Regions from separate parts of the Homo sapiens genome. Here region 1 is linked to region 2. A link is a loop called in an ENCODE intact Hi-C map of the cell type or tissue named here. Cell type or tissue: ascending aorta. All regions are shown on one strand. Each heading gives the region's core, and the rest is flanking DNA. Links, peaks and the distances in the headings are about the cores only. Region 1 overlaps LOC107986419 (a long non-coding RNA gene). Region 2 holds the start of RNF180 (ring finger protein 180).

What was found. Hi-C counts contacts between places; a loop is a spot of excess contacts. Peaks named below come from ENCODE experiments on the same cell type or tissue, not always from the same donor. Only the 100,000 strongest peaks of a DNase experiment are listed, where the experiment ranks them.
Region 1: a loop joins it to region 2, with 2.5 times the contacts of the local background. A loop is called at or near these places in 1 of 110 quality-filtered maps.

The regions. Positions count from the first base shown.
Region 1 is chr5:65,058,718-65,065,611 of GRCh38, reverse strand. The region is part of intron 1 of LOC107986419 (a long non-coding RNA gene); the gene reads right to left. Among named protein-coding and RNA genes, the nearest start is that of CWC27, 290 kb to the right of the region's middle. In ascending aorta, for the core only: no CTCF peak of the experiment used is centred there; a DNase peak (open chromatin) is centred at 2,731; H3K4me3 peaks cover 347 bases; H3K27ac peaks cover 2,412 bases.
Region 2 is chr5:64,163,362-64,170,255 of GRCh38, reverse strand. RNF180 (ring finger protein 180) reads right to left here and starts at 4,413. Exons shown (of 8, transcript NM_001113561.2): 1 at 4,303-4,413. In ascending aorta, for the core only: no CTCF peak of the experiment used is centred there; DNase peaks (open chromatin) are centred at 3,854, 4,215, 4,325 and 4,717; H3K4me3 peaks cover 2,500 bases; H3K27ac peaks cover 2,500 bases.

The sequences.
Region 1 (6,894 bases), core at 1,405-3,904, 900 kb before region 2:
AGTATGACGCCATTCGAGGAATGAAGAGACCATCAGCATGGCTGGAAGTACAGAGAGTGAGGGCCACACCGGGAAGGTTACGTAGCTCATGTTAAGAATTGAGGTCTATATTCTCAATTAACCATTAAAATGAGCCATTAAAGAGTGTTTAAGCAGGGCTGTGATTTGACCAGGTTTGCATTTTGAAAAGACAACTTGGGCTGCAGTGAAGAGGACCAATTAGCAGGGGCCAAAGAGATCAGATAGGAGGATAACGGCGAAGCTGGGTGTCAGCAGTGGAAATGAGAAGTAGACAGGTTTGAGTATTATTTATGTGGAGGAAAAAACCACAAGGTTTGATGATGGATTGAACATGAGGAATAGGGCAGAGGTAATCATCAAGGAGAATTGCAAGACTCCAATTTGTGCAACTGGATTGGTTGCACATTTACTAAGCAGGGGAATACTGAAAAAAGGAACTAAATTTTGGGAGAAAATAATGAGCAAAGCCTTGAAGCAAAAGCATGCTTGGTGTTTTCAAGGAAGAGCTAGGGGAGCATAGTAGCTGTTAAAGTCACAGAGGCATGATTGCAGAAGGAGGCAGAGTCTGTCTTGTAGGAGGACAAGCCCAAAATCAAGAGACCAGTTGGGTGACAATAATCCAGATTACCATTAATTACCATAATCCAGATAGAAGATGGTAGTGGTGGCTTAGATCAAGGTGGTGGCTGAGAAGGTGGTGAGAAGTGGCTAGGTCCTGGATAGATTCTGAATATAGAACCGGCAGCACTTTCTGATGAATTGGTTGTAGTGAGAATGAAAGAGAGGAATAGGATGACACCAAGCCTTTTGGTTTGAGCTACTGGAAAGATGGATTGCCATTTACTAAACTGTAGAAGACTTCTGGAAATTCTGTGGTTTTATTTTTTTATTTTAATTTTATTTATTTTTTTTTTTTGAGACAGAATCTCTCTGTGTTGCCCAGGCTGGAGTGCAGTGGTGTGATCTCAGCTCACAGCAACCTCTGCCTCCCAGGTTCAAGCTATTCTCATGCCTCAGCCTCCCAAGTGGCTGGGATTACAGGCATGTGCCACCACACCCGGCTAATTTTTGTATTTTTAGTAGAGACAGCATTTCTCCATGTTGGTCAGGCTGGTCTTGAACGCCTGACCTCAGGTGATCCACCGCGTTGGCCTCCCAAAGTGCTGGGATTACAGGCGTGAGCCACCTTACCCAGCCAGGGGTTTGATTTTGAATTATGTTTGAGGCCTTTTTTCGATAAGCAAGTGGAAAGATTGAGTAGGCTGTTGGATATATGGACTAAAGCTCAGAGGAGAGATCCAGAAAAAAATGTATAAATTTGGGTATCTTTGGGGATTAGACAGAAGGTACTCCAACCCATGAGAAAGGATGAGTTCACCAAGGGAGTAAGGATAATTAGAGAAGAGGAACAAATGTTTAGGAGCTAAGCATAAAGAATATAATTCTAATCAATAATGTTCAAGGTTATCATCACTAGTAATAAGACCTATCAACAGCATTTACCCCGATATGATGCATTGAGAAGGGCACACCTTCATGTCTGTGGTAATTTTGCTAAAAAATACCATATAATATCCATTTAACCACGATAAAATATCAGACAAGTCCAAATGTAGGCATGTTATACAAAATAACTGAACAGTACTCTTTAAAAGAGTCAAGGTCGGCTGGGCGTGGTGGCTCACGCTTGTAATCCCAGCATTTTGGGAGGCTGAGGCGGGTGGATCACTTGAGGTCAGGAGTTTGAGACCAGCCTGACCAACATAGTGAAACCCCATCTCTACTAAAAACACAAAAATTAGCCAGGCATGGTGGCACGTGCCTGTAATCCCAGCTACTCAGGAGGCTGAGGCAGGAGAATTGCTTGAACCCAGGAGGTGGAGGTTGCAGTGAGCAGAGATCATGCCACTGCTCTCCAGCCTGAGTGACAGAGTGAGACTCTGTCTCAAAAAAAAAAAAAAAAAAAAGAGTTAAGATCATGAAAAATAATTAATGACTGAGAAATGATTACAGATTGAAGGAAATTAAAAAGCTGTGACAATTAAATGCAACATGGGAACCCAGATTGGATACTATTAAAACAGAAAAAAGATATTAGTGGAAAAACTGTTGAAATTTGAATAAAGACTGTAGTGTAGTTAATAGTATTGTACCAGTGTTATTTTCCTGGTTTTGATCATTGTACTATGGTTACATAAGATGTTAACAAGGGAAGATAGTTTAAGGAAATGGAGGAATGTTCTGTTTCATTTTTCCAACTTGTCTGTAAGTCTTAAATTATTCCAACAGAAAAAGTTAAAGAAAATTAAGTTTATGGCTTTTCGGTCCGTACCCTAAGGATGTGGCTGCCCTCATGTCTGGTCTTTCTAGGTAAGCAGAGAGATGCTGGAGAAGGAGATAGGGCCACCCTATAGGGTCTAACTGTGCGAAAGGCTTTGAACTTTCCTTTGAGATCCAGTGAAGGGGTAGGCAGGGTAAGTGGGGGAAGAAGAGAAACCAGACATGTTTGTTTTCGGCAAAAAGAGACAAAAAAACAGAATAAATACTGTGTTAGGCCTGGATTCAGGCAAACACCCAGTTACTTTCAATTATTCATCCTGTTCTCCAAACAGAATTGACCATGAGTGACTTCATGACTCACAAGGGTGTTAGCATATTGTAACGTCTGGCTGGGAAGATTGCTCAAATCCCAAAGGATTTGACTCGAGGAGCCTTGCAGCATTCTGCTTTTTCCTGCCACGCCTACAGCTCAGGCACAGTTGTAGAGTGGATTTGAAGTTTATATGCCTGAAAGGTAGGTTGTATGTGCATTATATCTGACCTTCCCTGTTTGGAATGATTCCAGAACAAAGAATGCAGCTGGATTGAGATACCAACCGGCAGTGAGTGAGGATATGCCTGGAATAGACCTAATAGGAATGAGGAGAGAGACTCCCACAGCCAACTCTGTGGAGGGAGGACAGGGGAGCATTACAGGTTCCATCACACTGAAGTTCCAGAGGGTGTTGCAGACCAGTTGGAGATGGTGACTGGGGCGTGCTAATTATAAAATTATGTATTAAATATTAGCATTGGGGAAATTGCAAAAGAGGTTTCTAAAGAAGACAGAGGAGTCCCTGAAGCTAGGGAATCTATGCCCCTGACCAGAGAAGAGGTGAATTACTGAAAAAGATACACCCTTTAACCTCCCTACTGTCCCATGGGGAACAGGTCAATAATCAGGGAGAGGCTCTTAATCCCTGGAGGCCAGGGTATGATCACCTCCCTACCTCTAACCTACCTCATTGCCTGACCTGGCAGGAAACTGTGCACGTCCACCCTCTGTTCTCAGAAACTCTGAAATCTTGCAGTCCAATACCCTAAGGCTCTAATGCTACAAAATGCTACTATTAATGGTAGCTGTCAGTTTCTAAATGCTTACCTCATACTAGGCTCTTTATATAACTGTTTCTAATTCATTCAACAACTCTTCAAAGTAGTCATTATCATCCTTATGTTTTACAGAAGATTTTATTGGTGAGGAAATAAATGTTTAGCTTTTCTGAGATCACACAACTAGTGAGTGGCTAAGCCAAGATTTGAACCCAGATCTGATTTCCTATTGAGTCACAGAACTTTCCAATGAACATGTTGCCTCTCCTATCTCCAGTGAACCCCAGGGTCCAGGAGGAAGTACACCTTGGGGAAACATTAGCCACTCTGGGAATGCTGTGACTGTGGGCACAGAGCAGCCTTCCAGGAGTAACCCCAGCTACTCAGAAGGCTGCTCTGTGCGCACGGCCATTTCTTGAAACCTGTGTGAAATTTCAAGAAATTTCACTGGGGTTGGAAAATTAGCAGCCTGTGTCTCCTCAGGCCAGATTCGGTGGCCTGGTGCTGCTACAGGCAGTCAACGGTAACTGAGGTCTGTGGAGTGTGAGGGGGAAGGGCATGAAGTCACGAGGGGCACACCTGGGCTCCTGATGGTGGAAAATCACAAGGATGTTTTGTCAGCGTTTGCCTGCAGCTACATTTCTGGCTGAAATTTTGGATGGCTTTACCAAGCCTCAAAGGCAGAAAGAAAAAATCATGTTGAGAGAGACAGGCGCTTTGACGGGAAACAAGGTCTGGGTGCTAGCTGGCTCTTTGCCATGAACTTAACACATGAAGAGGAGCAGAGAAGCTTCCTTGTTACCATCAGACTGTCATCAAATTGCCCTGGGCATCCTACAGAGAGAAAGGTAGCCAGGCCTCCAACCTGAACAAACCCTTTGATGCAGCATTACAGAGGAGTGCAGGACCACAAAAGACTGTGTAACGACCTACCACATTGATAAAATAGATCCACTATGAACTATTTTCCTAATGAGGCAAGAGCATTTCATGTGTTGGAGACATTTTTAAAAGCCAGCATTTCCTAGAAAAAGTGAGTGAGAAAAAAAGAAAAGTCAACTTCACACCGTGTTGTGAAGAGGGAGTAAAGTCTGAACTCCAAAGCACCATTTATAAGATCAGCCCCTGCCTTTTCCTTGTTCTATCTCCCATTGTTCTCCTCTGCAACCTTTGTTCCATCCACACTGTTCTCCTGCTGTTGTGCTGTTGCATATCTGTCCTCTCTCCCAGCATAGCCCCTGCCTCATTCCTCTCCCTGCTCCCATCAGCTGAGTAGCTCCTACTTGTCTTTCACAACCGAGGTCAGTACCTCTCCCCTGGAAGGTCTTCCCTGCCGACCTGAGCTTAGGCAGGAGCCATCCCATGTGCACCCAGTGGATTCTTCTGTCAAACCCTTACCATTCTGCTTATTTAGCTCCTCAAAAGCAGGGACTGAATTTTATTATCATTCTCTAGCTCTTAATGTCCTAGGCTTCAGGGATACTTGGTGAACAAGAAAGTCAGGCCATCTGGCTGTGAACTAGACATCTCTACATGGATGTCTCACTGGCTCCTCATACTAAATTAACCTGTGCCTTTACCTGGCATCTTTATCATTCAACCTTATCAACCATCTTTGACTCTTTTCTCTCTCCCCCACCTCCTTTATTTAATCATCCACTAAATCCTGTGTATTTAAATAACAATCAGACTTAGAGCTTAATATGCTTTAGGCATTATGAAAAGTCCTATATAGGTATATGTTAACTCATTTCAGCCTCACAACAACCCAAAAGGTGGAGTCTCTCATAGTATACAGATGAGGAAATTGAAGCAAAAGAAGGTGAGTAATTTGCCTGAAGTCACACAGCTTAAAAGCGATGGAGCTAGGATTGGAACCCAGGCAGTCTGGATTCAAAGCCCTACCTCCTAAATATTTCTCAGTCCCACAGGCCGCCGTTACCTCATTCCTCCTGCAATCCATTCCCCATAATGTAACCAGAGCAATTTTTCCAAATAAACTCTCCTTAAAAACTTCCACTGCTCCCTAACATACTCTAAACAGAATTCCAATAACTTTAGACACTGATAAGCCCTTTTCCTGTCTGCTCTTGCCCACCTTCCAGCCTTGACTCTTGCGACCCTTCCTCTCAAAGCCTGAGCTGTTCTGCAGTTGGTTTCTGTGTGTGAAACATTGTAGACTCATTCTCCCTGCTAGCCTTCAGCCTCATCTTAGATGTGACTTACATCAGGAAGCCCTCTGTATGAGTCTGTTCTCACACTGCTATAAATAACTACCTGAGACTGGGTATTTATGAAGAAAGAGGTTTAATTGACTCACAATTCCACAGACTGTACAGGAAGCATGGCTGAAAGGCCTCAGGAAACACAAAATCATGGCAGAGCTCAAGTGCCTAGAGTGCAGCAAGGCTGTGCAGGGCAGCATGGCCACAGGCCTGGCCCATGAAACCTTTCAGTCCTCCTAGGCCTCCGGGCCGGTGATGGGAGGGGCTGCCACACAAAGATCTCTGAAATGCCTTGGAGGCCTCTTCTCCATTGTCTTGGCTATCAGCACTTGGCTCCTTTTCACTTATGCAAATTTCTGCAGCCTGCTTGAATTTCTCTCCTGAAAATGGGCTTTTCTTTTCTACCACATGGCCAGGCTGCAAATTTCCCAAAGTTTTATGCTCTGTTTTCCCTTTGAATATAAGTTCTAGGCTGACTGTGATGGTTCATGCCTGTTATCCCAGCACTTTGGGAGGCCGAGGCGAGTGTATCACTTGAGGTCAGGAGTTTGAGTTAGTCAGCCTGACCAACATGGTGAAACCCCATCTCTACTAAAAATACAAAAATTAGCCAGGTGTGATGGCAGGCACCTGTAATCCCAGCTACTCAGGAGGCTGAGACAGGAGAACCACTTGAACCTGGGAGGTGGAGGTTGCAATGAGCAGAGATTGTTCCACTGCACTGCAGTCTGGGCAAGAGTGAGACTCTTTCTCAAAAAAAAATATATATAAATATAAATATAAGCTCCAAATTTAGGTCATTTTTTTTGCTCACGTAATATGTTGTTAGTAGCAGCCAGGCTACATCTTGAATGCTTTACTGCTTAGAAATTTCTTCTACCAGATATCCTAAATCATCATGTTCAAGTTCAAAGTTCCACAGATCCCTAAGGCAGGAGCACAATGCAGCCAAGTTCTTTGCTAGGATATGATAGAAGTGACTTTTGCTCCAGTTCCCAATACATTTTTCATTTCCACCTGAGACCTTCTCAGCCTGGACTTCACTGTCTACATTTCTATCAGCATTTTGGTCACAAACATTTAGCAAGTTTCTAGGATGTTCCAAACTTTTTCATCTTCCTGTCTTCTTCTAAGTTTTTACAGTCTTCCAAACTCTGCCTGTTACCTAATCTCAAAGCTGCTTCCCTTCCACATTTTCAGGTATCTTTATAGCTCTACCCCACTTCTGAGACAAAATCTCTGTTTTAGTCAGTTCTTGCTGTGCTATAAAAAAATA
Region 2 (6,894 bases), core at 2,823-5,322:
CTGACTTAGTGCAAACATATTAGTTTTTTAACCTTGGCTAGAAACTGCTAAATCCACCATTCCAAGCAATATATCCACAAACAACAGAACTGGGAAGCAGTCCTTATGTGCACCCACAGGGTGTATCATTATTTGTGGATAACTCTGTGGCCAACCTTATACACAGGCAACCTCATGCCTTGACAGGTAGAGGATGAAGGGTCAATGTGGGCTAAAAATCTAAATGGTAAGTTGTCACTCCATAATCCAGAAGTGGAATACTGGCTCACTCCTTACCTATGTCATAGATTAAAGAGAACACTGCCAAGAGGCATTAACCCTTTTGGATCGGCTTTGTTAGGTCCCTTTTCCTATGGCTTAGAGTAATACAAATGAAGTAATGATTAGAATTTATCCCGCGAAATAGCCTCTATAGAAGATTCTACTGCAATGCTATAGCTGCACAAGACTTCTTTGAATTCTCTTGTTAAAGTTATACTAGGTATTAACAGAATTGCTCTAGATTTCTACTGGTCAAAGAGCGAGGAGTCTTTGCAGTTGGTAACACTTATTGTTGCACATGGATAAATTCCGGTATTATAGAGACTCAGTTGCAAAAAAAATTAAACAGGCTACTTGGTTAAAATAAGTGGATTCTTTGTCTTTCTCGTTCTTTGATCTGTCCAATTTCAGTGGGTTTGGTTCATGGGAACTTTGATTAAGAATCACATTCCAAACTCTTGGTATTATCTTTCTGATAGTCATAATGGTAGTCTCCCTAGTGTGCTGCATTCTCTCAAAAGTTTTAAATGACTGCATGCAGCAATCTGCTGAATGTCAATGATCTCTCTCCAGCTGATATGATAAAAACTCAAAGAAACCTATGATAATGAGGACACCTAACCTATTAATGACATGTTGAGACTGGAAACCCAGAATGATAGTAACTGAGAGTAGCGTTAATGCCCTAAGTTTTGGTCACACTCTCACTTAGGTGAAAGCTTACTGAAAGGACAGAATTGTTAAATAATATTTACAACAGGACGTTGTTTTAGACGGAGCTCCTCCACTAGGCCCGAAGAGATCAAACCAAAAGGGAGTCACTCATGCTCAGTGCCACATAATCAGTCTGAAACTGTAAGGAACTAGTTCAAAGACCAAACTAGTTTTTCCTGAAAACAGGAGATTTGCTGCAACAGGAAAGGGCTTAGTAAACCTAAGCTGGCATAAGTAGCCCCTTCTGCTTTAACACTTAAAAGTAACCTTAAGTAATCTGATGTTAACCAACAGACTTTTAAAAATACTCTGTTTCCTTGTTTCCACCTTACAAAAACCAACTATTCTGCCATGCCTAGGGCATGGCATTCTATTTTATGGAATGAGATGCTACCCAATTTCAGAATTGCTAATAAAAGCCAATTTGATATTTAAACTAAATTTGTCGAAATTTTTTCTTTTGACATCGGTGTGGTCAGGAAAGTCTGTTGCACACACAACTTGTTAATAACTTTTTTTTTGGAAATAGCAATTTTATATTTTGAGGCTATATTGCCTTGGCTGTATTACACTCAAAACATACAATATGGAGCCACATTTTATTATTCAAAATTGTTACAAAGATTTAAATTTAAATTTATGTGACATTCAAACTTCTCTATGAAATACACTCCCAATCTAACATTGTTCCAGTATGATGTGATCTACTTAATGTACTCTATTTAATATGTAAGTAAAATATCTGATTTCTAAGAAATCAATGTGATGAAAAGAGATAATTGATAGGTTACAACAGAGATTACATGCAAATGTGCACATACACACAGAACTTCAGCCTACAAGTAAGCACTGTCCCCTTTGTAGTAGACTTCTGGGAAGGTTGCAAATTCTAACAATGTCTGTCATTATTTTAAACTATTTTTAAACTGCCCTTTTAAAACTGCCTTCGTAGCCATCAGGACAATCCTTTAAATATCCTTAATAGTGGTAAAATCTTGAAGGTAGAACTGAGTTTTACAACCATGTAGAAATCATTCTGCCAAATTTAGCAAAGAAAATAGGTACTCAAGCTGAATTAGTTTTTTGATTAAAAAATAGAAACAAAAACAAGTGTTTATGAATGTTATCATGAAATGTTTTTATTTTGCTTGTAAATTGACTAGAAATTTCAAAAAATACAAAATAATTATGAATGGCAGCAGCACTACTGGAATAAGTTTTTAGCCTCCTGAGGTGACTACTTGGAATGACCACTCTCTAAAAATATAAACGACAGCACGTTTAAGGAGGGAAAATGTTTCAAGACTCTGCAATCACATTTCAAAGTTACAAAGCTGCTTTCTTCCGTGGAGTTCAAACTACTTTCGAGATATTACTTCATTAATTCCCCAAATATCCCTATGAAGGAAAGGACACATCACCATTCTTTTTTCAGATGGCCAAATGGAGGTGGTATAAGGGAGAGAGAACTGTGTTTATTCCATGAAAGCAACAATTAAGTCTAAGCACACTGTCCCCTTGTACTATGTAGTTAGCAAAATTTAAGCGAAATTTTTAATCTTTATGCTCCTTAATGAAAAAGACATTGTAAGAGTAAAAAGCATTATCATTCAGGTAGCTATGTCATATTACAGAAATATATTAAAATGATTAATTTATTGCATTCTTGCCTGGAAGAATTCCTGCTTCATGTATGAGGTGCTTATTAAAGAGGCTGGTGTCGGTCCTCAGACACACTCAAAAAAGTGCTAATTAAGTCTATTTTATCAAGAAAGAAATCTTGTTGATTTTTTCAATATTATTTTTTGAATTTTCGAAGAAAAAATCTTCACTTTGAAAAACCAAACACACAAAAAATGAAAGAGAGGAAGAAAAATGGGGTAATAAAATACCATTGACAAAACTAAGAGCAAACCCTAGGGAAACTGGTAAATTGTTGATGGTTCCAGAGAGATAAAGTACAACATAACACGTACACAATTACGAGATAATTTTTCATTACAATAATTAAAATGACTATTCTCCTAAATTTTTGATTCTTTATGAGAAAAAACTTACTCAAATATTCCGGGAAACCTAACAGCTCGCCTCCTCGATTCTACTTATTAAATAAATATTTAGAGTTTCTGCCATTGTCACCAAAGTATCTTTGGGCTGCCAGTGGCACTACATTTATACAAGAGACGAAAGTCTGACAGATAAAAGACAACGGAATTTTACTTCTTTCTACGACTCAAATGATACCACTCATTTGAAACTGAAGTGTTTATGATCTTTCAAGTATCACTTTTAGGGGTACTATAACAGGAGTCTGAAAGGAATTGACTCTATTTTTTAAGAAAGGTTTTAACAATTAATGAGTATATAAAAATACAATGAGCATCAGACCGTCCATCTTTGAGAGCTAAATTTTGTTTGAGACTAAGAGACCAACTGGACCAAGGACAACTCTAGTCAGACAAGTTCTAATCACAGATTCCACAAGGATTGACTGCTTAGTTTTGATATAATCACTTTGCCTCTTGGGTGCCTCAGCTGTCTGGTCTATAAAATGGGATAATAGTAACCCGACCGCATAATGCTCCTTTGAAGTTAACTAATGAATGCTCTCACAGATACACTTACAACTGTTAGATGCTACGAAAATAATGAGCACTATCTCGAAAAAAAACAAGGTGGAATATATGTGTTAGTGTTCATAACAGCACTAGTAATTTCCCACCAAAGGACCATCTCCCCACCTCCGCCCGATGGATTTCAGAGCTTATGACCTCTGCCTAGCAGAAAGTCGTACACTCCGGACCCAAGGCTGCAACAAAAGCGACTGCGACGCCGATACTGAAATGGGCTAGACAAAGGAAAGTGGAACCGTGCAGAGGGAATCGGCCGTGGAAGGGGCTGTGTGGTCCCCACAAGCTCCGAAATTAAACAAGACGCAGTTCCCCACCTCAGACCTGGAGAGGGTTCAGTACTGGACCCCTGGCACCCACCCCACCTTCCCCGGCCTCCTCCGCCACACCTACAGCGCCTCGCCTCCAGGACTCAGCTTTTTCGACCCTGTGTAATTCCAACCTCCAGGTGGGCGCGCCCCGAGGCCGCTCCGAGAGCCTCAGGTGCGAAAGTTAAGCCGCGGCCGCGTCACCTGAGGCCCGCCGGGCGAGAGGCGGCCAGGCCAGCGGCAACCCTAGCCCAGCCCCTTGGCACGTCCCCGCCTGGGCCAACGTGGGGGCCCGGGCCACCGCGGCTGGGTAGGGCCCGGCCGAGGCCAGGTCCCTCCGAGAGGCGCCGCCGCCGCGCCCCGCCCGACTCCGACCCGCCGGCCTTTACCTGTATCCACGTCCCGGAGCCTCCGGCTTCGCGCCCCGTCCCGGCGCTCCCGGCCGCCAGCAGCCAGGCTCTGAGGACTCGCTGCGGCTCCGGCGGCGGCGATGCCGGTTCGGCGAGACGGGAAGCGACAGGAGCCAAACCCCGCGGAAAGCGCTCGAGCTGTGCCTGCAGCCCCGACCCCGCGGCCTCGGACGTGGCGCCCCGGCGCTCGCCCGCCACAGCCAGCGGCCCTGCTCGCCCCACGTCTGCGGGTTCCCACCCGAGCCGCGCGTGGGCGGCGCCGGGCTTTGACCCCGCGCAGGCAGACAAGCGCCGCGGGCCAGACGGAACCGTGGGAAAGTTTTTCTCCCTTGTCATCCCCTTACCAGAGCCACAGAAATTATCCCTGTGGTCTCCCTTGTCCTCACTCGGCCTTTTCTGGAGTTAAGAGATCCAAGCCAACTACTGGGTCTGTTCCCTGCTAAAATCTTAGGCCGGCGTCCCATCCACCCATCCCCATGCCTAGGACTTTTAAGCTGGCAACGCTACCTGGGTTTAGTTTTCCCTTCGTATATCACTATCTTCGTTGCTTACCTTCTTGTGCCTAAAGTTCCACCGATGTGCAAGGAGATTAACCACTAAAGTGCACCTGACACTACTCTTGACAAATTGCAGTTGGGAGGTGAGTTGATGACTGGCGGTAAATCAAAAGTGCTTATTTAGGGAGTGAGGGGGCCGCGTGCAGTAAATGTTGACTTGCAGGTGCCTCATAGATGATCAAACGACTATAAATAAGATTCGGAATATAAAAAGCAAGTTTTATTAGTTGGCTTGAGGAGAGGGAAGGGAGCTAGGAGGGAACCTCAAAAAAAATATACAGCTTTGTTTCTCTGCTAGATACAGAAATTTTTATTTGCCTGAAGTGGCTTACTTGGAAACTTGTCCTAAGATTAGGGCTGTATGCAGTGACTTCCCATCTGGAAATACAAGGAAATAAAGAACAAAATGAAAGACATCACGAGAAAACTACAGACCAATATACCTTATGCATAGTAACATAAAAATCCTCAACAAAATACTAGCAAGCCAAACCCAGCAACATTTTAAAAAATTATACAACATGACCAAGTAGGATTTATCTCAGGAATGCAAGTTTGGTGTGACATACAAAATTAATGTAACACACTACTTTAAATAGACTAAATGTAAAAACCACATGATCATCTCAAAAGATGAAGGAAAAGCAATTGACAAAATCTAACACCCTTTCTTGATATAAACACTTCAACTAGGAATAAAAGGAAACTTCTTCAACCTAATAAAGAGCCTCTGAAAAATCCATAATTAACATCATACTTAATCTTGAAAGAATGAACATTTTCACCTAAAATCAGGAATAAGACAAGGATGTCAATTGTTGCTACTTCTATTCAACATTATAGTGGAGGCACTAGCCAGGGCAGTTAGGCAAGGAAAGGTGGAATATCTAACAGCTAGTAGAACAAAGAGAAGAAAGATAATTACCAAAGAAAACGAGGACAACAGTTCTCAGAGCTAAAGGACAGAAGCACATGAGCTCTCAGTTTAATGGATAAAAATTTTCTATAACCAAGTTGTGAAATTTCAAACCACATGAGTCAGAGAGATCTTAACTTTCATGGAGGAAAAAATAGGAGGTGATTTATGAAGATTTAGAAATCAGAATGGCATTGGATTCTCAACAGAAACATAAATAAAAGATAAATTCTGAGAAAAAAATGATTTCCAATTTTGAAATTGATGAAGTATGAGGTTTAAAAAGACATTTTCAAATATACAAAGGTTTAAATAGTATTTTCATGCATTCTTTCTCAGGAAGCAATTGGAGGATGTATTCTATAACAAAGTGGTTAGACAGAGAATCTGATAGAAAAGAGAAGTGAAGGTGACACCCGCAACAACTGTGGTAGGCAGAATGGCTCCCCCAAAATGTCCACATTCTAATCTCTGGATCCTGCAAAGATGTTACAGTATATAGAAAAGGGACTTTACTGATGTCATAAAAGTGACTGACCCAAATAGGGAGACTATTTCGGATTACCTACGTAGGCCCAGCCTAATCACATGAATCTTTAAAAGCAGAAAACTTTCTCCACCTAGAATCAGAAAGATGAGATGGCAAGAAATGTCAGAGAGCTTTGAAGCCTGAGAGAGACTTGACCTTCCTTTCCGGGAGGGAACCACCCTGGAAACACCCAAGAGGGAGAATGTGGGTAACTTCTAGAGGAAAAGATTGGCCTCCTGGCTGAATTTGCAGTGCTTCCTTTTTAAAGAAATAAACTTTTGGAGGTACAAGATTTATTACAAACAGGACTGAAAGAAGAAAGACAAGATGAAAGTCTTGATGCTTTCTAATTCAGTAATGTAATATAATCTCTTATTTCTGATGAAATCACAGGGATGAACTCAGAGAAATGATAAGGTTGACAAGTTTCACAAATAAAAACACAGGATGCCCAGTTAAAATTGAATTTTGGATAAACAGTGAATTAATTCTTAGTATAAAACACACTAAAAATATTTGGTTACTAAAAGTTAAAATTTAACTGGGTGTCCCATATTTATTGAGCAACC